3 separate regions of the Mus musculus genome follow, and all the other regions are linked to region 1. The links are chromatin loops, found by intact Hi-C in ENCODE. Cell type or tissue: heart. All regions are shown on one strand.

What was found. Peaks named below come from ENCODE experiments on the same cell type or tissue, not always from the same donor. Only the 100,000 strongest peaks of a DNase experiment are listed, where the experiment ranks them.
Region 2: it touches region 1 in a loop (6-fold over the local background); 33 of 42 quality-filtered maps call a loop at or near these places.
Region 3: it touches region 1 in a loop (4-fold over the local background); 21 of 42 quality-filtered maps call a loop at or near these places.

The regions. Positions count from the first base shown.
Region 1 is chr12:76,192,090-76,200,089 of GRCm38, reverse strand. It overlaps Tex21 (testis expressed gene 21), which reads left to right. Exons shown (of 10, transcript NM_019784.5): 10 at 1,139-1,403. The coding sequence ends at 1,297. Among named protein-coding and RNA genes, the nearest start is that of Esr2, 19 kb to the right of the region's middle. In heart, no CTCF peak of the experiment used is centred here; DNase peaks (open chromatin) are centred at 3,239 and 3,869; H3K4me3 peaks cover 1,377 bases; H3K27ac peaks cover 544 bases; H3K27me3 peaks cover 565 bases.
Region 2 is chr12:75,782,513-75,790,512 of GRCm38, reverse strand. All of the region lies in intron 2 of Gm40447, which reads left to right. Among named protein-coding and RNA genes, the nearest start is that of Syne2, 32 kb to the left of the region's middle. In heart, a CTCF peak has its summit at 3,689 (motif pointing left); no DNase peak of the experiment used is centred here.
Region 3 is chr12:76,336,736-76,344,735 of GRCm38, reverse strand. No RefSeq gene overlaps it. Among named protein-coding and RNA genes, the nearest start is that of Akap5, 16 kb to the right of the region's middle. In heart, a CTCF peak has its summit at 3,420 (motif pointing right); no DNase peak of the experiment used is centred here.

The sequences.
Region 1 (8,000 bases):
CCCCACAGGTCAGTGTGCTGATCCTGCGGGGCTCAGACTTGTTCTTGGCATTGTGACTGTGTTCTACACCAGTGGAAATCGAGTTTATGGCCCTCTGGTGCTGCCTCTGCTGGCTTGGGATATCCATATCCCCCCTCACGGGCATGGTGAAAGCTGTAGTTTTCTGTTAGCTTTGCGGCTGTTTTCTTATTTGCTGTCCTTGTTGATCTCTTTGGCCTTGAATGGATTGAGAAATATGCATTGAGGAAGGCCATTATCATTAAACAAATTAGTAGCTCAAAAGGCAGTTTGTTAACCCAGTAGCACATGCTGACAGTCCCCAGTTTGGGAGACTGAGGCTCATGAGTCCCTCCAGCCCAGGAATTATAAGGCTAAGCTGAGTAACAGAACACAAAAAGTATGGCTACAAAAACATGCTGCCAAGATGGCTCAGTGGGTAAAGATGCTTGCTTGCTATTAACCCTGCCAGCCTGTGTTCAATCCTGGGAAGACACATGGTAGAAGGAGAGAACTGACTTCTGAAAGATGCCCTCTGGGGGCTGGAGAGATGGCTCTGTGGTTAAGAGCACTGACTGGTCTTGCAGAGGTCCTGAGTTCAATTCCCAGCAACCACATGGTGGCTCACAACCATCTGTAATGGAATCTGATGCCCTCTTCTGGTGTGTCTGAAGACAGCTACATTGTACTCAAATACAATACAATACAATAAATAAATAAATAAATAAATATGATGGCCTCTGACCTCCACATGCATGTATGTATGTACAAATAAATGTAAAAGAAAGTAATTACATTATGAGCAAAATATAATAAGTAGTAATAAAATTGGGAAAAATGAGAAAAAGAGATAAAAATGCACAGGAAATTTTAAAGAATTCTTGTAAATAGAAAGGATTTTTCTACCTTGAAAATACCACATGGCGTGAAGCCAGGTTGTAATTGCAGTGCTTGGGAGACTGGGAGGAAGAAGGTGGGTTCAAGGCTAGCTTAGCTGCACAGCAGGACCCTTTACTACCTTAGACATATTGCATTAAGGAAATTTTCATAAAGCTAAATTGCAGAGTATACCAATTGCATCGTACAAGATGAGTGGGCGGCTCAGCAGTCGCATACTGATCTGTGTGGTGGTTCTTTTCAGCTTGCTGACTTCCGGGAAGCCATCATGAAGATGCTGGGATTTAACATGAAAACAGCAGACAAGGATGTCATTAATCGGCTGAAGCTTGTCGTCCAAATTTATGAAATTTCTAAAAGATCAAAGATGGCTTCTCACTGTGAGCCTGGTCAGGCCAAGTGAGCAAGATCTACCTCTATATGCGGTTAAGAAGTTATACACAGCTGTTTCCTACAGCACCCAGAAAATAGCTACATTGTGAATAAAATTGCAACATTTCAACTAAAAAATCTCTTCTCTCCTGTGCTTGGAGTTTACTCCACTTTGGGATGATCTTTCTATTATTTCTGGCTTAGTCTGTATTGTCACTTGAGATATATGACACTTATCTAATTGCTTTTACTGACTGCATTCAAGCAGGATATGCACCATAAACATATAATTAGCTGTACTATTTATAATTGTAGTCGATAGCCCGTGTCTTGAATGAGTGGTTTATTGGATAAACGACCCTCTTTGGTGCCTGGGCCCGGCCTGGCCTTTGGAGTTTGGAGCTGAGGTGGAAGAGTTGATAGAAGCCCAAAGACTGACGGCCTCCAGCCTTGTCATTCTCCCTGACTGCTGGGGGCTGGAAGCTGACGGCTTCTGGAAACTTAACACTCTCGTACTTATTCTGTGGCTGAAAACTGCTGGCTTCTTTTCTCTTCAACTCTCTGTGCTTAAAGAAGCACTGGGGAAACTTAACACTTTGTGCTTAAATAAACTCTGGGGGAATCTTAACTCTTTGTTATTATTCTGTGCCTTCCACAAGCACTAAAAAAACAAAAACAAAAACAAAAACAAAAAAACAAACAAACCAAAAAACCAAAAAACAAAACCAAAAAAAAAACCCCAAAACAAACAAACAAACAAACTTGACTCTTAATGCTTAAATAAACACCGGGAAATTACAAAAAGGATTTCTTGCTGCTGCTCCTTTCTCGGGCAAGTCAGCTAGAAGCCTCTGAGAGGCTCAGAGCTCGTTAACACTTTTTGAACCAGAAAGAAAAGAAAAGAAAAAAGAAAAAAGGAAAGGAAAGGAAAGGAAAGGAAAGGAAAGGAAAGGAAAGGAAAGGAAAGAAAAGAGAAAAGGGAAAGAAGTCACTCACACAGAGAACACACACACACACACACACACACACACACACACACTTTGGGTGAAGTGGAAAACAGCTACACCACCTTTCTTTATTGCTATCAGCCTTTTTATAGCGTTTTAGACAAAAAGTTCTCTATGTAAGAAAGAATTACTTTATAGATAAAATGTTCCATAAAAAGGGAGTTTCAGAAAGGTATGAAGAACAAGTTCAAAGCAGTGTTTCCTTCTCTAAGCTCATTCTAAGTTCCAACAACAGGTTTTACATGGGCTTGCCTTATCGTGTGCACACCTGTGGCTTCATCCTTGGAACTGAAGGTTTCCTTGAACACAAAGTTGTCCCAAGCCTATATCTTTCTTTAGTGTAATTATGAAAGCTCACTGCATATCGTCTTATGCAGCATTTACTGACTAACCTGAGAGAAAAGTCCATTGCCCCGACCCCCACCCCCGAATAAATGGCTGGGGCATCCATCTAAGGCTGCAGCAGTGTGTGGATTGTTGACTCTGTATGAGGCGACTACAGAGAGCTCCAGAGAGGCTCCGTCCTCAAGCCCCAGGCAGACAGCTACAGCCAGGGGCAGCACCCCAGCCCAGAGCTGGGACTTGGGCAGCGCCAGGGTCGGATTCACTCAGCCTAGAGATGGACAGGGGACCCTGGAGTGCAACTGCCTGTACGGTAGTTTTTTTGTTTTTTGTTTTTGTTTTGTTTTGTTTTGTTTTGTTTTGTTTTGTTTTGTTTTGTTTTGTTTTGCAGAGACAGTGAGCTGATGTGGGTATCTATGCCCAAAGGAGCCTTTCTGTGTTCGCTTCCCCACATCCTCCTTGTCTACACAGGACACAGGACAGCCAGACCAGGTCTCCTGACTGCTTGCGCTGCAGGCTGCCTGAGATCAGTACACATGCTGCCAGCTACAACCCAAACAAAAGACAGAAAGCTGGCTCCAAAGCACAGAAGCCTTAGGTCTTTCCACAGTCAGCCCTTCCTCGCGAATAAAAGAATCACAGAGGACTGCAGTGTCCCGAATCAAACAGCAGAGGGAGACAGAGGTACAAAAAGCTCTGGATCATTGCTGAACGAACAGCTTGCTTCAAGGCTGGAGCTGCTTAGAATCTTAACATTATCTCAAGATAATAAATGTGACTTGGATCTCTGAGTTCTAATGATGGGGTTGTGGGCAGCTTCAATTACTCTGACAAAACACTTTCTGTAATTACAGGATCTTGTGGTACCAGAAGCACCTGAGCTAGAAGGCACAGCCCTGAGACATTGTATTCTGCTTCTGTTCTTTGGCGGTCATCGTAGGAGTCGTTAGGTTTTACAGCCAGGGGTTTCCCAAAATTCTCCTCCTTCACTGTCCGCTGGCCTTCAACTCTAAGTGTTCCCTTCCACATGGAGGGACCCTACCCAATGTCCTTGCCTGCGGGTCAGAAAACTCAAATGGCCATCTAGGCTAAGGCCACCTTCCTGCTCAGAATTTGCTTTCGGGTTGCTACAAAACTTGAGGTCCTGAAGATCCCAACAGTGCGGCAAAGCCAGTTTTACCCGACTTGAGCCTGCGCAGGCGGACTGCTCTTGTGTCCATCGAAGACCTGGCAACAAAACGTGCCTGGATTCCAGCCAATCAGGGTGTGGGGGTGGTGTCAGGGCGCTGCCCGGGCGGGGTGTTGGGCGGGGCAGAGTTGCGTGCCTGTTGGTCTCTGTCGCAGCAGGCAGGTGATTTCCCTGTCTTGGCTCCTGGCGGCTTCGCATTTTCTCTCAGATCAGCCAGACTGGGGTCTGACTCTAAATGCTGGGAAGTTTTCCAGAACCTTGCAGTGCTGGCTACAACTCTGCATGTGCTCCGTGTGCAAGGTTCCCCTAAGCTGTACGTGTACTCAGCTCTGCAAGCTGGCTTTAAACTCACAGAGATTGTTTTCCTTCCAAGGGCTGGCATTACAGGCTGTGCCACCATGCGCAGCTTATTACTTTTAAAAAATTCTTATTTTTATTTTACGTGTATATGTGAGTGTCTATATATTTGTGAGTGTTCCGTGTTGTGTGCCTGGTGCCTGTGGAGGCCAGAAAGTGTTGAGTCCCCTGGACCTGGACTTACAAGCAGCTGGGAACTGCTATGTGGGTGCTGGGAACTGAACCCTTGTCTTCTGCAGGAGCAGCCAGTGCTCACAACCTCTGAGCCATCTAGTATGTAGCCTAGGATGGCCTGGGAATTGGCTATGTAGACCAACTGGCCTCTAACTCACAGAGATCCGTGTACCTCTACCTCACCAGCTGTGCGTGTGTTTATCTTAAGTCATTTATTTACTCTATGTGTATATGTGGGTGCCTGCGTGTATGCATTTGCATGAGGTGCATGCAATGCCAAAGGAAATCAGAAGAGAGTATTGGATCCCTTGGGACTGGAGTGATAGGTAACGTTGTGAGCTACTGTGTGGGTGCTAGGGACCAAACGTGGGCTCTCTGAAAGAGCAGTGCATTCTCTTAATGGCAGACACCATGCAGGAAGAGCTCCAGTGGGCAAGTGAGCTTCCTGGAGATGACCCACCATTTGGCATGGCTGGGATGGGTGTACCTTGTCCCATGACTGCTTCTTGCTCCTGCTGTGCCTTCTCCTGTTTGTCCTTGCTGTACTCCCCCAGGGACGAGGCCATAAGTCTCAGTGCACACCATGGTAAGTAAAGTAAGGAGTGGGTAATTCTAATATGAGTGTAACAACATAAAATGGATAATTAGCTAGAGTTAAAAAATAAGACATAAGATAGATGGCCTGTTTATTGGTAAAAACTTTGTTAATTTAATGACTTTTAGAACTATTGCTTTGAACTTACAATGAATTTGTAAAGTAGAAGATAGCTAAAACTATTGCTTTTAATGAGTTTATGGAATAAAAAAAAATAGATAAAAGTACTGCCCTGGACTTACAATGAACTCGTAGAATAAAAGATTAAAAAATGTTTAGTTAGCAGTTTTAATGGAAAAACATGTAATCAGTTTAATTCCCAGCAACCACATGGTGGCTCACAACCATCTGTAATGGGATCCAATGCCCTCTTCTGGTGTGTGTCTGAAGACAGCTACAGGGTGCTCACATAAAATAAATAAGTCTTATGTAACCAAGAATCGTGCTGTAACTTCCTCTTATGTAACAATTTTGTTTCTGAATGAGGTAATTCTTCGTGGAGAACTTTGTCTTAGAGAATATAAAAGGACTAAAGGGGAAAAAAAAAAACTTTAGAGCTTGCTTGTTAGAGCTTTGCTCTATCCAACTGTATGTATGTATGTATGTATGTATGTATGTATGTATGTATGTATGTTTGTAAAATGGTTAGAGCTTTGCTCTACCCACCCAATGTGTGAGTATGTGTCTGTCAGTCTGTCTGTCTGCTATGTGTGGAGTTGTTGAAGCTTGCTTGTTGAAGCCTCTTTTGCTTCATCCACTAACTTTGTGTGTATAAGTGTGTGAATTCTTTCTTCCTTTCTTTTTTTTTCTTGCCATCCCCCAAAGAGTTAAAAGTGTTCAGAGTTTCTGAGAATCCTGGCCTCAGATAATTAAGTTTTGCTCCCATTAGCATTACTAGTGCTGACCCCATAGATTCCTTGCTACTATCAGCAGGGGTGTGTGTGTGTGTGTGTGTGTGTGTGTGTGTGTGTGTGTTAGGGGCAGGGTCACACCCATTGTCATCAGCATATCGCTGACTCCACACTCAGCTCCTGTAGTGTCTGAGCTGGCCTTCAGCATTTTAACTTGCTGTACCATCTCTTCAGCCTCTGCTTTTACTCTTAATTCTGTGTCTATGGGATGGAATGTGCATGTGCATGCATGTGCATGCAGTGTCCTTGAAGAGGCCAGAAGGTGCTTGATCCTCAGGTACCCTGAAGTTGGAGTTACAGGCAATTTTCCAGCTGCCTGATATGGGTGGTGTGAATCCAACTTAGGTCCTCTGCAAAAACAGTCTCTGTTCTTAACCTCTAAGTCACCTCTCCATACCTTGTATTTTTATTATTTGAGACAGGGTCTTGTGTTGCCAAAGATGGCCTTGAATTTATGTAGCCCAAGGCTAGACTTGCATGTGGCTTTTTTTTTTTTTTTTTTTTTGGACAGGGTCTTATAGTCATAACTTGCAGAGATCTGCCTATCTCTGACTCCTAAACCCTGGGATTAAAGGCATGTGCCACCATGCCCAGCTCATACCTGGTAGCCTTGAACGGATCTTCCTGCCTCCACATTTCAAGTTCTGGGATTGTAGTTGTCTGTGAGACATAACCTGAAGATTTTGGATGCTTATTTGTATGAGTCTCACTTATGTGACCCAAGCTGGATTGGAACTCACTATGCAGCCCAGTTTGGCCTCGGACTTGCAGCAATTCTTCTGTTTCTAAAATTCCAGGATTACAGGCTGGTGCCACCATGCTTAGGTTGAAATGCAGCCTAAAGGGACTGTCCTGGTTGGATCTAAAGGAAGTATTCTAACTGCGACCGGACTGACTCTCTAGTTTCTTTTCCTGGAGCCACCTCCTCTCTCTCTTTGCTACGTGTCACAATGCTTTGTGGTCCTGTGTGCTGCGCTGGTCACACAAGCTAATTGAGCTGTCCCATTCTCTTTGTCTGCGACATTGAAGTGTTCCAGGAGAGCTGCTGGGAAAATGGTCCTTGCCTGCAAAGACACACGAAAGTGGTCATGGTTTCCTGTTGAGCTTGTGAGGGTCACATTCACAGCCATCACGGATGAGCTGCTATGACGGCAGATTGGGATACAGCAAAGGCGGAAGATGGACGGCAGATTTTATGCTGACTGTGAGATCCAGATTAGTCAAATTCAGAGGGTCCTCACAGAGACAGCTCTGTTGCATGTGGCCTTTATTTCACTTTCCATTTTCTCTGCCATGACTTCCTGACCTACAACTAAAAAAAAAAATGTCACCTCTCAGCTGGCAGTGGGTTAATTTGCTCTACCTGCACCAAAATAGTGGGCAGGCCTCTTCTCTTCTCTCTCTGCACTTGCGCGTGCCTGTTTCTTTCTCTCTCCCTCCCCTACTCCCCCTTTTCTACCTGGCGACTTGGGGCCAGTGAACTCACCCACTGAGAGCAGCTTCCCAATAAGCCTGTCCTTTTTTTTTTTTTTTTTTTAAGGGCCCATGACACTTTCTTTTTTTTTTTTTTTTAAATTAGGTATTTTCCTCATTTACATTTCCAATGCTATCCCAAAAGTCCCCCATACCCTCCCCCCAACTCCCCTACCCACCCATTCCCACTTTTTGGCCCTGGCATTCCCCTGTACTGGGGCATATAAAGTTTGCATGACCAATGGGCCTTTTTTTTCCAGTGATGGCCGACTAGGCCATCTTTTGATACATATGCAGCTAGAGTCAAGAGCTCCGGGGTACTGGTTAGTTCATATTGTTGTTCCACCTATAGGGTTGCAGTTCCCTTTAGCTCCTTGGGTACTTTCTCTAGCTCCTCCATTGGGGGCCGTGTGACCCATCCAATAGCTGACTGTGAGCATCCACTTCTGTGTTTGCTAGGCCCTGGCATAGTCTCACAAGAGACAGCTATATCAGGGTCCTTTCAGCAAAATCTTGCTAGTGTATGCAATGGTGTCAGGGTTTGGAGGCTGATTATGGGATGGATCCCTGGATATGGCAATCACTAGATGGTCCATCCTTTCGTCACAGCTCCAAACTTTGTCTCTGTAACTCCTTCCGTGGGTGTTTTGTTCCCAATTCTAAGAAGGGGCAAAGTGTCCACACGT
Region 2 (8,000 bases), 410 kb after region 1:
GAAGAGCAGTCAGTGCTCTTAACTGCTGAGCCAATTCTCCAGCCTGGCTTATATACACTCTGAAAAGTCCCCAGAATTCCAAGCGTCACACCATCACAGAACCTCTCTGCAGCTGGCAAAATCCCACCCCTGTTGGAGCACAAGTGGACAATCTGCGGCAGCCTCACATTAAACAAAAACATAGTCACAGAATAGTTCTGTGTTTTTTCAAAGAAACCAAAATCCTGTTTGAAAGCGGTTTGTAAACCAAGCACACGCAGTGGCGCACACCTTTAATCCCGCACTCGGGAGACAGAGGCAGGTGGGTCTCTATGAATTGGTGCTATCCTGTCTCAAAAGGACAAAAATGTAGGCTATTGATGCGGAATCTTAAAAAAAAAACAAAAACAAAACAAACAAACAAACAAACAAAAAACAAGAACAAACCAAGCAAACAAACAAAATTTCAATCTGGGTGGTGGTGGCACACACCTGAGATCTCTGTGAGTTCTTGAGGCCAGCCTGGTCTACAGAAAGGTGTCCAGCCGGGGAAACCCGAGACACTCTGTCTCAGAAACAAACAAACAAACAACAACAAAAATCCCTTTCGATTTTAATGTTGCATTTTAGTCCCTCAGAACTATTTTATATTTTGACATAGTTTATTCAGGATAGTTTAAACATTTCATGGTATTTTCTTTCCCTATATAAGATTCAGTAGGCTTTTTCCCCCCTCAATTTCTAGACAGATGGAGATTTTTTAAAAACATCTTTTTTCTTCAAAGTGTTGATGAGCCCCATGACGCAAGTCAGTGCACACCCACACACCGGGAGCTTCTGTTTCCCTTTCTCTCGTGTGAGGGCCTGTTGTTCGCCTGTCTGCTTGGGTTACCATTGGCAGGCTGATGTCAGCTGGGCAATCCTGTGGGGCACTTGCACCTTACCTGAGAAGCACTGAATCTGCCAGAATCCCACTGTGCTCAAGTCTGTTAGGTTTCAACCTAACTTCAGGAAGAAGGGAAAAAAAATATAACAGCTCAGAATATTCTAGGACTCCTACCCCTACCCCCATTTTGTTAGTATAGCAAAAGGAAATTAAGTTCTTGTCTTTGCAGTTATTTAAATAAAGAATTTTTTATCTAATTATTTTAACATTGAACTTTACTGTACTTGACGTTTTGATCAACTGCATCACAACTCGGGTCAACAAATAAAGGAAAGAAGATGAGGCATTTTCTAACCACCTTCAGCAACAGAAGGCTGGCCCTGGGCTGTAAACCAAACAGGCCGCAGAGTCAAACTGTCAGGTGTGTGTGCATGGTGGTGAGAGGGGTGGGAGACGCCGCACACTGCTTCCTGCCCTTACATACAGCAAGCAGTGTTAGGAATTCCTTTAAGCCTTCAGCAACTCAGGTAAAGCTGGATCCTTGGATTCACCACAGAAAGGAGTTTCAGGAAAAGCCAGTCTGGAACATGGGAAGTTTATTAAAGGTTGGAGAGATGGCTTGGTGGGTAATGAACTCGCTGCATAACATGAAGCCTGAGCCTGGATCCCCTGTAAAGCCAGAGACAGTAGGATATGTTTGTAATCCCGGAGCTCCTACAGTAAGGTGGGAGGCAGGCAGGAGATTCCTGGAAGCTCTTGGGCCAGCTAGCTTGGAATGCCCAGCAATGGACAAGAAACCTTGTCCCAAACAAGGTAAAAGATTAAGACTGACACCTGAGGTTGTCATCTGACCACCACACTTACCTCATAGGATTATGGCACCAGCATACACACATGAACATACACACAGAGAACATGCACACAGAGGGGCGGGAGGAAGAGAGAAGAGATTTAAAGACATTAATAACTTACATTTCTGCTGAAGCCTGAAGTTGCTCAACTCCACAAAGGAACGCCTAAACTCACTTAACTCTGTTTTCTTTAGCCATAGATAGGGCTTAGGTGCATTCTGGACTTATCTTCAAAGGATTGCTAAGGAGTTTAAATGAGATCCCAGGCTAGCTCCTGAGGGCAACCAGACAGGCTAACAAAGTCATAAGGCAAAAAAACTGTAGATGTGGAGACAGGAAAATAGGGTATCCTCACTGCAAACTAAGTCAGTAGCTCTGCTGTGAGCGCCTGGGAGAAGGGTGTCATGCTACCCAGAATCATACCTTCTAACTGGCTTGTTGTTCTTGAACATGCTTTCTTGAAGTGCTTCTACATAAAAGAAATTGTGTTAAAAAAGAAAAAAGAAAAAGAAAGAAAGAAAAAGAAAGGAAAAAAGAAATTGTTTTTACCTGCAACCTTCACAGCAAAGGTTAGTTGGGCTGGTAACCTTGATTCTCAAGTGGGAGGCTTCACCCAGACTCTAGAGTTTGGGGGTCTCCCTACCCTCTTCGTGTCCTTTCTTTCCCTGCCATTTTGCCTCACCTCAAAACGATTCACCAAAAAGGAACTTCTTTATGAGACCGAGTCCTAGAATCAAGTAATTAAAAAGAAGAAGAGGAGGAAGAAGAGGAGAAAATAAAGGCCTAACGTTAAAGTCATCATGCTTTAGTAGACAGACCAGCCGCCTTGCCAGTCACTTAGGTCTATGAGCCTCTATTTTATGGTCTCTGTATTTTAAAAAGAGATTGAAAACCACTAAAAGAATCTGGGCTTATTTATACTTTAGGCAGAACTGGAGAGCTAAGCCCTCATACTCTTAGTCTTTCTGAAAGAAACAAAAGGAACCAGAGGCCCAAGGACTAGATTCAGCTGGGGACGGTGGGCATGATGACTTGGCTGTCTGAATCTCATCCTGGGGGCAGAGTTCATCCCATTCTCAGCTCTGGTATGGGATTCCTAGGACAATTCTAATTCTTTAGGGTCCATTGCTTGTCCCTGTTTCAGCCGTTCTTTAATAGACTTTGGATTTTTCTTTATCATCTGGACACACAAAACTGTGCAACAAAATCTTACCCCGTCCCTTTTGAATACTTGCCTACTGATAAGAACCCCTGATGAGGTTTCTTTCCCTTTTTTGAGACAAGGTCTCACCATGCAGCCTTGGTTAGCTTTGAACTCATAAATCTTTCTACTTCCTCCTGGGGTAATGAAACTGGGGCAAACACCACCATGTCCCATCCCGCTGATGAGTGCTTCCTGTCAGGAGGGAGAGAAAGATGGAGAAAGGGAGGGAGGACAGGAGTCCCTGTCCATGGGCTAAATAATGTTACTTTCTTAATGCCCCTGTCTCTGCCACCTGAGTGCTGAGTGCTCCATTGTGTCTGGGTCTTAGTAGTATTCCCTCCCTCTCCCATCCCTCCTTCCCTCCCTCCTCCCCTATTTCTCCTCCTCCTTCTCATCTTTCAATTTCCTTTTTCCCCTCATCTTTCTCCTCCCCCTTCCTTCTCTTTCCTATTTTTGATTGTTGGTGTTTTTTGTTTGGTTTGGTTTGGTTTGGTTTTTCCCCAAACAGTATCTCACATGGTTCAGCCAGGCCTCAAACTCTAAATCTTTCTACTTCCTCCTGGGGTAATGAAACTGGGGCAAACACCACCATGTCCCATCCCGCTGATGAGTGCTTCCTGTCAGGAGGGAGAGAAAGATGGAGAAAGGGAGGGAGGACAGGAGTCCCTGTCCATGGGCTAAATAATGTTACTTTCTTAATGCAAGTGTAGCATATTCGTTTTTAAAGTGCAACAGTGACATCTAGTGGAGAAGATAGTTGAGTATGCTACCAAACAACATCAAAATTTTCTATTTGTCAATTAGGGAAAAAAATGTGACCCTTAATAAATTTGTTTTTCTTAAATACAAGAGTACTGGCTGGTTTTGTGTCAACTTGACACAGCTGGAGTTATCACAGAGAAAGGAGCTTCAGTTGAGGAAATGCCTCCACGAGATCCAGCTATAAGGCATTTTCTCATCTAGTGATCAAGGGGGGAAAGGCCCCTTGTGGGTGGGACCATCTCTGGGCTGGTAGTCTTGGGTTCTATAAGAGAGCAGGCTGAGCAAGCCAGGGGAAGCAAGCCAGTAAGTAACATCCCTCCATGGCCCCTGCATCAGCTCCTGCTTCCTGCCCTGTGTGAGTTCCAGTCCTGACTTCCTTCAGTGATGAACAGCAATGTAGACGTGTACGCTGGATAAATCTTTTCCTCCCCAACTGCTTCTTGGTCATGATGTTTGTGCAGGAATAGAAACCCTGATTAAGACAAACTGGTATAATAAGTGGCGTATTCCTGTGACAACCTGACCATGTTTTGGGGAGGACTGTGGAAGGACTTTGGAACTTTAAGCTAAAAGATCCATTTGGTTTTAAGAGCTCTGTGGGATGTTGTGTAGGAGCTTGGAAGATAATGTTGAGAACAGTGCAGAAGATCGAGGCCTGACTTGTGAAATTTCAAAGGGAAGATTAAAGACTCTTTTCAGGGCCATTGGTATTTTGATTGTGAAGATTCTGTGGTTCTGGTTAGCTGGGGCTGAAAAATCAGCTGTGATTAACAAAATACTAGAACTACTAAAGTGAAAAGTTTGCATTACTGGGACTATTGATGCTGGTTAGCTGGAGCTAAGAAATTAGCGGTGATTAAGAAGAGACCAGCATCATTGAGGTGAAATCTTCTGGGAAGTGTTTTCTGAGAGCACAGAGGCTGTGTTCCAGAGATGGCCAAGGTTGTACCTTGTGCTGTGGCTGGACTTGGTAATGTGTAAGTGTCACCCAGGTGGTACTGGTTTTGAAGGCCTGAAGGGTGTCATGCAGAGCAGCTGAGGCTCGGCACTGTGAGAGGCCATGGAAGGCCATTGGTGAAGGTGCAGCCTCAATTGCAACTGATGGCCCAGGACTGAAGGGGTCATGTAAAGGAGTTGAGACTTGGCACCATGAAGAGAGCCTATGAGAGGCTATTGTTGAAGCCAAGTTACAGTGGAAGACGCAGTGTTTTGGAGATTCCAGTACCATGAGATGACCACCAAGAACAGCAGCAACAGTGGAGTACAGGCATCTGGACCCTAAAAGACAAGCTGTGTGCTACAAAGGACAGGACTGGAGAAGTGACCCAAGCCCTTGGAGGAGCCCAAAAGATCATGAATTGAATCCCAGACATTGGACAGTTGGAGTTTAATTTTTGCTTTTGATTGTGACTGTGCCCTGATATTTTTCCCTCTTGAAGGAAGAAAGTATTTTAGTGGAGCCCACAGTTAAGAGACTTTGAATTTTAAAAGAGATTGGATATTTTAAGGAGATTGAAAATTTAAGAATATGTAAAGACTGTAGGACTTTTAAAGTTATTTAGATCTTGGGGCTGAATAAGTAACTAAGGGTTGAGGCTAACTAGTGATGTGTTTGTGTGTCAAGTTGACAAGGGGTCAATTGTACTGGCTGGTTTTCTGTCAACTTGACACAGGCTGGAGTTATCACAGAGAAAGCTTCAGTTGAGGAAATGCCTCCATGAGATCCAGCTGTAAGGCATTTTCCCAACTAGTGATCAAGGGTGGAGGACCCATTGTGGGTGGGACCATCTCTGGGCTGGTAGTCTTGGGTTCTATAAGAGAGCAGGCTGAGCAAGCCAGGGGAGGCAAGCCAGTAAAGAACATACCTCCATGGCCTCTGCATCAGCTCCTGCTTCCTGCCCTGTGTGAGTTCCATTCCTGACTTCCTTCAGTGATGAACAACAATGTGGAAATGTAAGCTGAATAAACCCTTTCCTCACCAACTGCTTCTCAGTCATGATGTTTGTGCAGGAGTAGAAACCCTGACTAAGACAACAAGCCAATGCTACAGAAGGAAAAGTATCTAAACTTACACTAGAAATGCTCCCAGCTACTGTATATGCCACAGATCTTGGGCTGTAGGTGGAGTTGTTCAGCCAGCTGCAAGGTGAAACCTGGCACCCACTTAGACAAGTGATAAAACTTGTTCTCTGTGTGGTGCATTTGGGGTGATTTATTATTATTTTTCATTGTGGAGGCAGGTCTTACACCATAGCTATATCTGATCTGGCACTTACTATATAGCCTTGAATTCATGGCACTTGTCCCTCAACCTCCAGAACTCTGGGATTACAGGTGTTTGCCATCAATATTGAGAAAGGGTTTTAATAGCGATCATTCACACAATGGATGGACTGTAATCAGACTTCCGAAACACTCTTAGCATAATACTAAAATAATATCTACTAGAGCACTGGGTTGAGTTCACAATGTGAGGAGATCACAGCAGAGTCCTAGGTAAATAGAAGCCAGAGGGAGAAGAGTCCAGTGCACTAATGTAGATCAAACAAATAAGCAAACCCACTGGAGTGAATGCTAAATGGTTCTTTGTTTTCTTTCAAGCTTAGTCTTGCTCAGAAGTCCATAGAAGAACGGCTGGTTCCAATATCTGAAAAAACCTGAATAGCTAAAGAAGACTCCTGTCCAGAAATGCTGGGGCTGGAACGCTCCCCCCCCCCAGAAGGGGGGGGGCTCATGCACCCTGGGCAAGCACATCACCAAAGGAGCCACACTCCAGCCCTGGTTTGTCATTCTTCAGACAGGGTCTCATGTAGCACCCGCTGTTCTCTTCCTCCTGATCTTCCTCCTGCTGAGTGCTGAGAGTACAGGAAGGCATTTCCTGTTAGAGAGGACGGACACAGAGAGAAACAGAGACAGACAGACAGACAGACAGACAGACAGAGATAGAAAAAGAGAAAAAGAGAAACAGAGACAGAAGATCCCAAGGCTAGAGAGCATTACTTTGGGCTGGAGAGATGGCTCAGCGGTTAAGAGCATTGACTGCTCTTCTAGAGTTCCTAAGTTCAATTCCCAGCAGCCACATGTCAGCTCACAACCATCTGTAATGGGATCTGGTGCCCTCTTCTCTTTTTTTCTAGTGTAACACTGAATAACACCTAGCATAGGTGTCCAGTCTGCAGCCCATTCATTAGCCATATACATCGCAGAATAACTATGAATTTGGCCCGACACATTTGTTAATGACAACACCATATTGCTATGTAGAAAGTTGAATGCCCCAACTGCAAAACATTGGTCACCCCAGATTGTACAGAGGGTGCTTCACTGAAACGTATGTTTTAAGAATTGTCCCTCAAGGCTAGAGAGATAGCTCAGCAGTTAAAAGCTCCTGTTGCTCCCATAAAGGACCCAGGTTGAATTCCAAGCACCTGTGTGGTAGCTCACAGCAATCCATAACTCCAGTTCCAGGAGATCAGAGACATTCTTCTGACTTCTGTGTGCCCCAGGCACACACACAGCACACATACATACATACATGCATACATACATACATACATACAAGTAGGCACAGCATTTGCACCCATAAAAACATAAATACAAATAAATAATTTTAAAAATAATTTTAAATATCCCTTAATAAATATTTTTTCCTACATATAACAGGGTCCCAGACCTTAGCATGCCCCCAGTTATCACTCCGGACTCCATGATGCAAGTGCCATTTAGGCTATAAAACTCGGCATGTAGAAGGTACCACCTACCATAGTTGTGGGAACGTTTCTAAATGTACTAACCTTGCTTTTTGGCTTCTGTAGCCCCAGTTCAGGCTAACTGTTATTGTTGCCGGAAGCACGTCAGCCCAGGACATGGGTTTTTGCTGTTGTTGGTGGTAGTGGGGTTTTTTTGTTTGTTTAATTTTTATTTTTGTTTGTTTGACTGCTTGCTTGCTTGCTTGCTTGCTTGCTTGCTTGCTTGCTTGCTTGCAAGCTGATGCTGAGAAAGGCTCAGCGTGACAATAGGATGCTGAATGTTCAGTGTAGTTGTTGGCCAAGTCATACACTTTCTATTGTCTTAAGCCCATGTCCAAGCAGTTGTCTCCGGTGAATACCCTACAACACTGGTAACTCCATGTGCGCTGCAGACTTGGAGTTCTAGGGTCTGTCCATCGCTTGTGGGTTAAGCTGGCATCCACTGAACTCATGTGGTCCAGGGACAATATCCTGCTCCCGTCTGCCTTTCTCTCCCTACTACATTTCTGGTTAAAATGTGAGTGGGTTGTTGTTGTGTTTTGCATAAGGGAATCTTTTGTTTGGTTGGT
Region 3 (8,000 bases), 140 kb before region 1:
CTGTGCTAAAAATAGTTCATGTGGGAAATTTTTACAATGTAACTTGTGTCTTTTAGTGTACTTAAACTAAATATGTCTGTGGCGTTTCATTAAGAAGTTGTTATGTTCCAAGGAGTGAACTCTGTAAACATTTCTATGCTCAACCATGCTTGTGTAACCGCTCTCTCTTTAATCTGGTATGTCACAGTCCTGAATGTGATGTCTTAAATGCAAGTGTCCCACACTGGCTCTCCTTCTAGATTGGATGAAACCCTGGTGTGTGTGTGTGTGTGTGTGTGTGTGTGTGTGTGTTCCCCCAATTCCTTAGGTTGTCCTTCAGCACAGCTGCCATCGGCTCCTTGCAGTCACTGCAACAGAGAAGGTCAGAGGACAGCCCTCGGCCAGCATTCAGGAAGCTGATACAGTACGATTGAGTTTAAGGCCACGCTTAACTGAGTCTTAAAAAAATAAAACAAGAGTCTGGAAAGATGGCTCAGTGGTTAAGAGCACTGGCTGCTCTTCTACAACCTCAGATTTGTTCTCAGCCCCTCTGTCAGGCAGCTTATAACTACCTGGCACTCTAGTTCCGGGAGGACCTAGTTCTCCTCTGATCTCTGAGGTACCTGCACTTGTGCGTGCCAGACCCATGCACAGATGCCAATGGTTAAAACTAAGCCCCAGCTGGGCGTGGTGGCGCACACCTTTAATCCCAGCACTTGGGAGGCAGAGGCAGGCAGATTTCTGAGTTCGAGGCCAGCCTGGTCTGCAGAGTGAGTTCCAGGACAGCCAGGGCTATACAGAGAAACCCTGTCTCAAAAAACCAAAAAAAAAAAAAAAAAAAAAAAAAAAAACCTAAGCCCCAATCAAACCTAAGAACTTAGATAATAGAAAGGCCTAATGAGGGAATGGCCAGGCTCTCAGGCACGCATAGCAAATGTAGGGTAATACACGGTAGAGTTATACTTCCATGTGGTATGCTACAAATGGCTTCAGGAATATTCTACAGAGTTTTGTATCCCAGTTTGGAAACTGGCTTTCATCTGTTTTATGAAGATATAATATGACTTGATTCGATGTAACAAAATATTAGCTTGCAGACCTGATCTTACTTTATAGCATTTTCTGTCAATGTTACCTTTGTTGAGGTAAGTGGTCTTTGCTAGGTAACTTTAAAAAAAATTTTTTTTAAATATCTGTATTTTTCCTGCACATATGTATTTGCATCATATGGGTTCCTGAGGCCAGTGGAGGCCAGAGAGGTTGGTCTGACCTAGAAATGGAAGTGCAGGTAGCTATGAGCCACTGTGTATAGGCTGGAAACTGAATTTGGGTCCTCTGAAAGAGCATGGGATGCTCTTAACCACCAAGCCATTTCTCCAGCCACTATTGTTTTTTGATTTTTGTTTTTGTTTTTCGAGACAGGGTTTCTCTGTGTAGTCCTGGCTGTTCTGGAACTCACTTTGTAGACCAGGCTGGCCTCAAACTCAGAAATCCACCTGCCTCTGCCTCCCGAGTAAGTGCTAGGATCAAAGGCGTGCACCACCACTGCCCAGCTCTCTCCAGCTGATCTTACATTGGGCGTGATGCAAAAGGTATGAATGGACTTGATTCTTGCCAACCACAGCCTGTGGCAAGAGAGTGCTGTCCTAATCCAGAAAGAAAGCTCTAGTCATTTCTCAGGGGGGTCTTGGTTTGCTTTTACTCTCTGCTTTTTACTCTATTCTTCTGTCCCCAGCAACCTGATCTACAGCAGTGCTTCTTAGGGTATGTTAGGATCTTCAGAGAAAAAGAAGAAAAGGAAGAAATAGGCAAGTAGATAACGTCACACTGTCCTATGGCTGGTGTGGTAGTACACACTTGAAATCCAGACACTTGGGGACAATGACAAGAACAACTCTTTGAGTGTTCGAGAAAAGCCAGGTTTCCTTATCGAGTGCTAAGCCATTTGGGGCTTTATAGTAAAACCCTATCTCCACAAACAAACAAAATGAGCAAATATGACCTTGATTCATACCTTTATAGAGACAGGATTATGAAGAGCTGCACTCTGCAAGCTGAGTGCCTGGAACTAAATGATGTAATTGCGTTCTGAGTCCAAAAAAGACATAACTGGAAGAGCTATTGAACAAATTCCAGTCCAAAAGCTGGCAGACCCAGAAAGATCGTATGCTTGCATTTTTGCCCAAAGTTAGGAAAAGATGGCTCTCTCGGGCAAGGGAAGGCCAGATTTCTGTGCAGGCCTTTGGCTAAATGAAAGCAGTCTATTTTATCCCACACTTGTAATTCTACTGCTACTCTAATTCCCAAATAACCACCGCCAAAGCCAGACGTGATGGCTGACATAGTGAGTTGCAGTGAGCTAGCTGAAGTGGGGAGACCATCCATCAGCTTACACGGAGACCAGCCTGACCAAGGAGACCTTGTCTCAAAAACAAAACCAAACGCCCCTTGACATACACCCAGAGTCGGGGATGGGAATGGAGCTCAGTAGAGTTCTTGCTTGGCACAACAAGGCCTTGAGTTTCATCCTGCAAAATAATGTATACATAAAAGTATATCGCATAGCTCAGTCAACACAAAATTGACAGTAAAAACTACCTTCACCATGTGGATGATCAATAATGTGGAGATATTTGGGGTAATTATGCCTGGGTGGAGCATGATAAAGTTGCTACTGGCATCTAGTGAGTAGAGACCAAGGAGGTTGGTAAGCGCGTCATAATAAAAGTATCTCCATTCCTACCCTACTCTGGACTGCTCGAGGTGTCAGTGGAGTTGAGGTTGACTAGCTCTTGTCTAAAAAACTAAGTCTTGTGATAGTGCATAAGGACATAGAAGTTCGGGATTCCTATCTAGTCCATTTGGATCTAGTGGAATGTATGATGTCTTTGTCCAAAGTCAGTTCTATTTATATTATCCTTTTAGAAATCTTAAATTGGATTATTTAAAGTCAGAGCTGCAGAAATGGCTTAGTAGGTAGCATGTCACTTATACAAGCATCAGGGCCCATATAAAGCCCGTGCCTGCCGTTGGACACGCCTAGAACCACATTGTGTGGTGAAAATGGGATGGACAGCAAGGTATAAAGATGGAGAACTGTGGGGGAAAGACCCACGCGCAGCCCCGTGTGCACATGCACCCACTCACACTAACAAGTACAGAGACAACACTCTACAAACACAAGTAAACTAAAATCAGATATAGTCATCAACAGACTGCTCAAACTTTAACATCCTTGAAAAACAAAAACCCAGCCATCTTGTTCTGTAGCTCAATCCTTTCACCTCAGCCCCCCAAGTTGTGGATGATAGATATATACTGCCATTTTCAGGTCAAGACAACTAAGCCTATTAGTAATGTTGAATCAATTGTATTTCTAAAGTCTGGCAAAAGAAAAAGATGATTGTAGTTTATAATTTGTGTGGATTTTAATTTGGCCAAAAGATGGCGCCAGCGTACCGTAGAAATGTATGTTCTGCTGTGTTAGGACCTGACTCTCCAGCTCCTTTTGTATTTTAGTAGCTTCGTTAGGACCTTCTCTTCCCTTGCAGTCTGTTCAGTGTTAGGTAATAGTGTCTTGACATCCCCTCTGTGCATCTGACTTATAAGAAGAGCATCAGCAGAGAACAGCACACTTGATAGTTGTACTATTGAACAAGTTTGAGGATTTTTCAAAGTCATTAACTCCAATAACATTGACCCTCCTTTTCATATATCAAACTCAATTAATGTTTTCTCTGGCCAAGAGCTAAATGGAGACATTCAAGAAAATCATAACTTGCTTAGACCCCCCCCTCCATCTTTTTATTGGCATATATTCATTGCACTCAGTGTTGGGTATTATAAAGTCAATTTCAAGTCAGTTGTGTGCTTTAGCCATAGCCAAGCCCTCCTACTTCCTTCCTTGGTCCCTTCTCTCACCCACTTGTCTCCTGAAGTCTCCCTTTTAATTTCTTCTTGTTTTAGCTTTTGGTTTTATTTGTTTATTTTTGAGACAAGCTCTCTCTGTTATGTTGCTCTGGCTATTCTGGACTTATGTAGACCAGGCTGGCTTCAAACTCACAAAGATCTCCATTCCCCCGCCTCCCACATGCTGACATTAAAGGTGTGTGCCACCACGCCCAGTTCTCCTTTCTTTTGTCATGTATGTGTATATGCATGAGACAGGAAGTGAACAAAAGCATGTATTTTCTTTCTGCATCCATCTTGTTTTTCTTAGTATAATCTCCAGCTACATCCATTTTTATAGCAAATGACTCATTCTTCTGGCTGAATGAAACTTTGTTGTGTATGTATACATTTTTTATTGATGGAAACCTAGGTTATTATGAATTCTGCTGTAGTAAACATGGATGTGGAAGTATCTCTGTGGCATGATGTAGAATTGTTCAGGTATATTTCCATATAGTGGTACTGCTAGCAAACAATACCAGGAATTGATAGGTGGGAATGCATGGGACTTAAAAGCTCCTAAACAGCCCAGGCATAGAGTCTCATCCCTTTATCCCAGCATTTGGGAAGCAGAGGCAGGAGGGTTTATGACTTTGAGGCCAGACTGGTCTAGGGAGTGAATTCCAGGACAGCCAGGGCTACATAGAGAGACCCAGTCTCAAAAGCAGAAGGGGGGAGGGAGCTGCTCCTTTGGTAAAGAAAAAGAGTAAATGGCAGTCCATGGAAGGAAGAAACCATTGCCAGCTGTGCATCTGACAGAATTACTGTCAATATGTAAATAAGTAAAAAAGCTAAACACACACACACACACACAAGCAATCCTGTCACTAAACGGACCAATGGAAAAACAGCTAGTTCTCAGAAGATAAAGTACAAATGGCTCAGCATCCTTAGCCACCACTGGAGACGCTGAATAAAGGCACACTGAGATTCCTCTTCCCAGCTGTCAGAATGGCTACATCAAGAAAACAAGCCGAGGCACAGGAAGCCTCTTGAACCAGTGGGTGCATAGACTGATAGCATCATTGGAAATCAGCGTGGAGCGTCCTCAAGCTAGAACAGGCTGCCTCACGTGCATCTCCCCTTTCCTTCCCTTTGTCACCTGTTTGCCTTTCAAAACCACAGTCCCACGAACTACAAGGAGGCTCTTAGATGACCTCCTTCCCCACTTCTACCTGGGTCCCTCTTTAAACAGACTTCTCACCTCTCATAGTCCGCCTTTTTCAGTGCCTGGACTTGTCGGTTCTCACTGTCATTGCGAGTATTCTCCTAGGACTTTTCCTGAGTGTTTAAGTTTCTGTACAGCCGAGCCCTCTTTGAGAAATGACCCCATTTTCTCTCAGATAAATTGTCTCCTAGCTTACACAAACCTTTTCCAGCTGAAACAGTTTGGTAATTCTGTATCAAAATAACAGAAACAAAGTATCCCTCAAGCTCTCCGTCCCATGGTGCCCCCTCTTGCTGGAAACCTGATGGAGGATTCCTGTATACGCTTAGTCCCTTGGAGGGCTAAGCAGCCAGGTAGGCCTCACATCTGTGGCTGCCTGCTATTTGACTTTCAGGAAGGTCCAGAGAAGAAGATCTTCGTGGGCCTCATAAGCCTTTGAAGAAGGGAAACTTGCGAATTCAACTCTACCACATTTTTCTATGCTAAAAGCTGTATAGAGTCCAAATTCCATGTAGATTAAAGTTATGAATGTAAAGGAAATTTTCCTTAATGCACACCAAAGCCTTGGAAGGCGGGGGAAAACTTAAAATTCTTATTACTGGGCCAATTTTGCCCTCCAGCACCCTCCGCCCCCACAAGTCTGTAGTCTCCAGTGCTCTTAGGGAGTGCTTCCGGATTCATTTGTTTGTTTGCTTGTTTGTTTCTCTTGATCTCCCAGTTCTTGGGTCTCCATGCCTTGGGAGTACAAGGATAACAGGTAGACATCGCCATACCCAGATTAAATTTACATGTGTGTGTGTACACACACACACACAGACACCCACACAGACATACCCTCCCTTATGCAGTACTGGGCACTAAACCCAGGGTTTTGCACCCCCCTTCCCCCCTTCCCCCAACCCGGGCTCCTCATTTCAATCAGGGTTTTAAATGAGGAGGAAAAGCATAAAAGGGGAAAATCCAGTCCTCCACACCTGTGTGGATGCCTCCTGCTCTGAGGGCGACACAGCCACCACAGTGGCCGGAGAGGACACTCAATTCTCCCTGGTGAACAGAGCTCACGATGAATGCTTTGAGGTTAGTGTATAACTGCACAGCGTGGCCTGCCAGCCTCGGTTTCTCCTGGGCTTTTGTTCTTGTTTATTAATTTATTAGTGGATGCAGGGTGTGTCGAGTACCTGGCTCTCCCAATTTAAACACTAAGATTGGGCTATTACACATAGAAATCCCATCTGAAAATAAGCAAACCAAACAAAAAAGTTATTTCGGATTTCTGCACAAATTGCAAGTTTTGCTAACACAGGAAATTATATTAAACTAAAAATACTCAGGTAGCTTTTGCACTGGTTCTTTTTTTTTTTTTTTTTTTTTTTTTTTTTTTTGGTTTTTTCGAGAGACAGGGTTTCTCTGTATAGCCCTGGCTGTCCTAGAACTCACCCTGTAGACCAGGCTGGCCTCGAATTCAGAAATCTGCCTGCTTCTGCCTCCCGAGTGCTGGGATTAAAGACATGCGCCACCACGCCCGGCGCGCTGGTTATTTCGTTTTGTTTTGTTTGTTTTAAAGGGTCTCTCTGTGTAGCCCTGGCTGCCCTGGAACTGTCGTGTAGACCAGGGTGGCCTTAAACTCATAGACCCCACCATCACCACCACCTCTGGCTGGGATTAACTGTGATTGTGAGTAGGACCTAGATAACCCAGGGGACAAGCCTCTAGGCACTGAGTCTGAGAGGTTACCTGGGTCGGGTTACCTGAGTGGAAAAACACTTTAACTCTGGGCAGAACCAGTCGGTCAGCTGGAGTGCTGTACTGAATAGATAGAAGAAATTCAGTTTAGCACTCACTTTCATCCTTCCTGTTTCCTGACTGTGGAGGCAGTGAGCGCCGCTACCTGAAGAAGCCCATGACTCGCTTCCCCACAGTGATGGACTGCACCCTCAAACCATGAGCCAAAAGAAACCCCCCACCATAAACTAACAGTATATAAAGCTAACATTTAAAGTGTAGGGCTGGGGTTAGAGGTCAGTTTTCAGAGTACTTGCTTAGCATGTGCAAAGCCATGGTTGGATCCTAGCACCACATACATGGTGTGGAGGCACACACCTATAATGCCTATAATCTCAACACTTGTGATGTGCAGGCAAGAATGTCAGACGTTCGGCTGGACAGACAGATGGCTCGGTTGTTTTGTTTTGTTTTGTTTTTATTTGTTTTTATTTTTGTTTTTTTTTTTTTTTTTTTGTTTTTTTTTTTTTTTTTTTTTTGGTTTTTTGAGACAAGGTTTCTCTGTGTAGCCCTGGCTGTCCTGGAACTCACTCTATAGACCAGGGTGGCCTTGAACTCAGAAATCCGCCTGCCTCTGCCTCCGGTTGTTAAGAGCACTTGTTGCCGTTGCAGAGCCTGGGTTAGGTTGTCAGCATTCACATAGAAGCTTGCAATCCTCTGTAAGTCCAGTTCCAGGAACCTGACACCCTCTTCTGGTCTCCACAGTCACCAGGCATGCAAGTGATGAACACATACATGCAGGCAGAACACTCACATAAAATTATAATTAAATAAAAACGGTAGATTTTTTTAAATGCTTTGTGAATTATGTCTGACATTATTCATAGACAAACATAATTTTTTTAAAGAAAAAGTTAAATGAGTCTAATTATTTAATCCTTTAGGAAAAATAATAGGCAAAATATCAAGGAATTAGAGAAAGCCCAGAAAATTAAAGAGGATTCTAAGAAACTATCCTCTGAAATCAAGGCTCACCGCTAGCTGCATGCCACATCTGGTGGAGAGCTCACACGGGGTTGGCTAGCTCCACCTGAACCAAGTGGTGGCCATTGGTCCCAGCATTCTGTCTGTGCAGTGCTCCGTTTCAGCACTTGAGTGTGCAAGGGCAATCCTGGCTAGA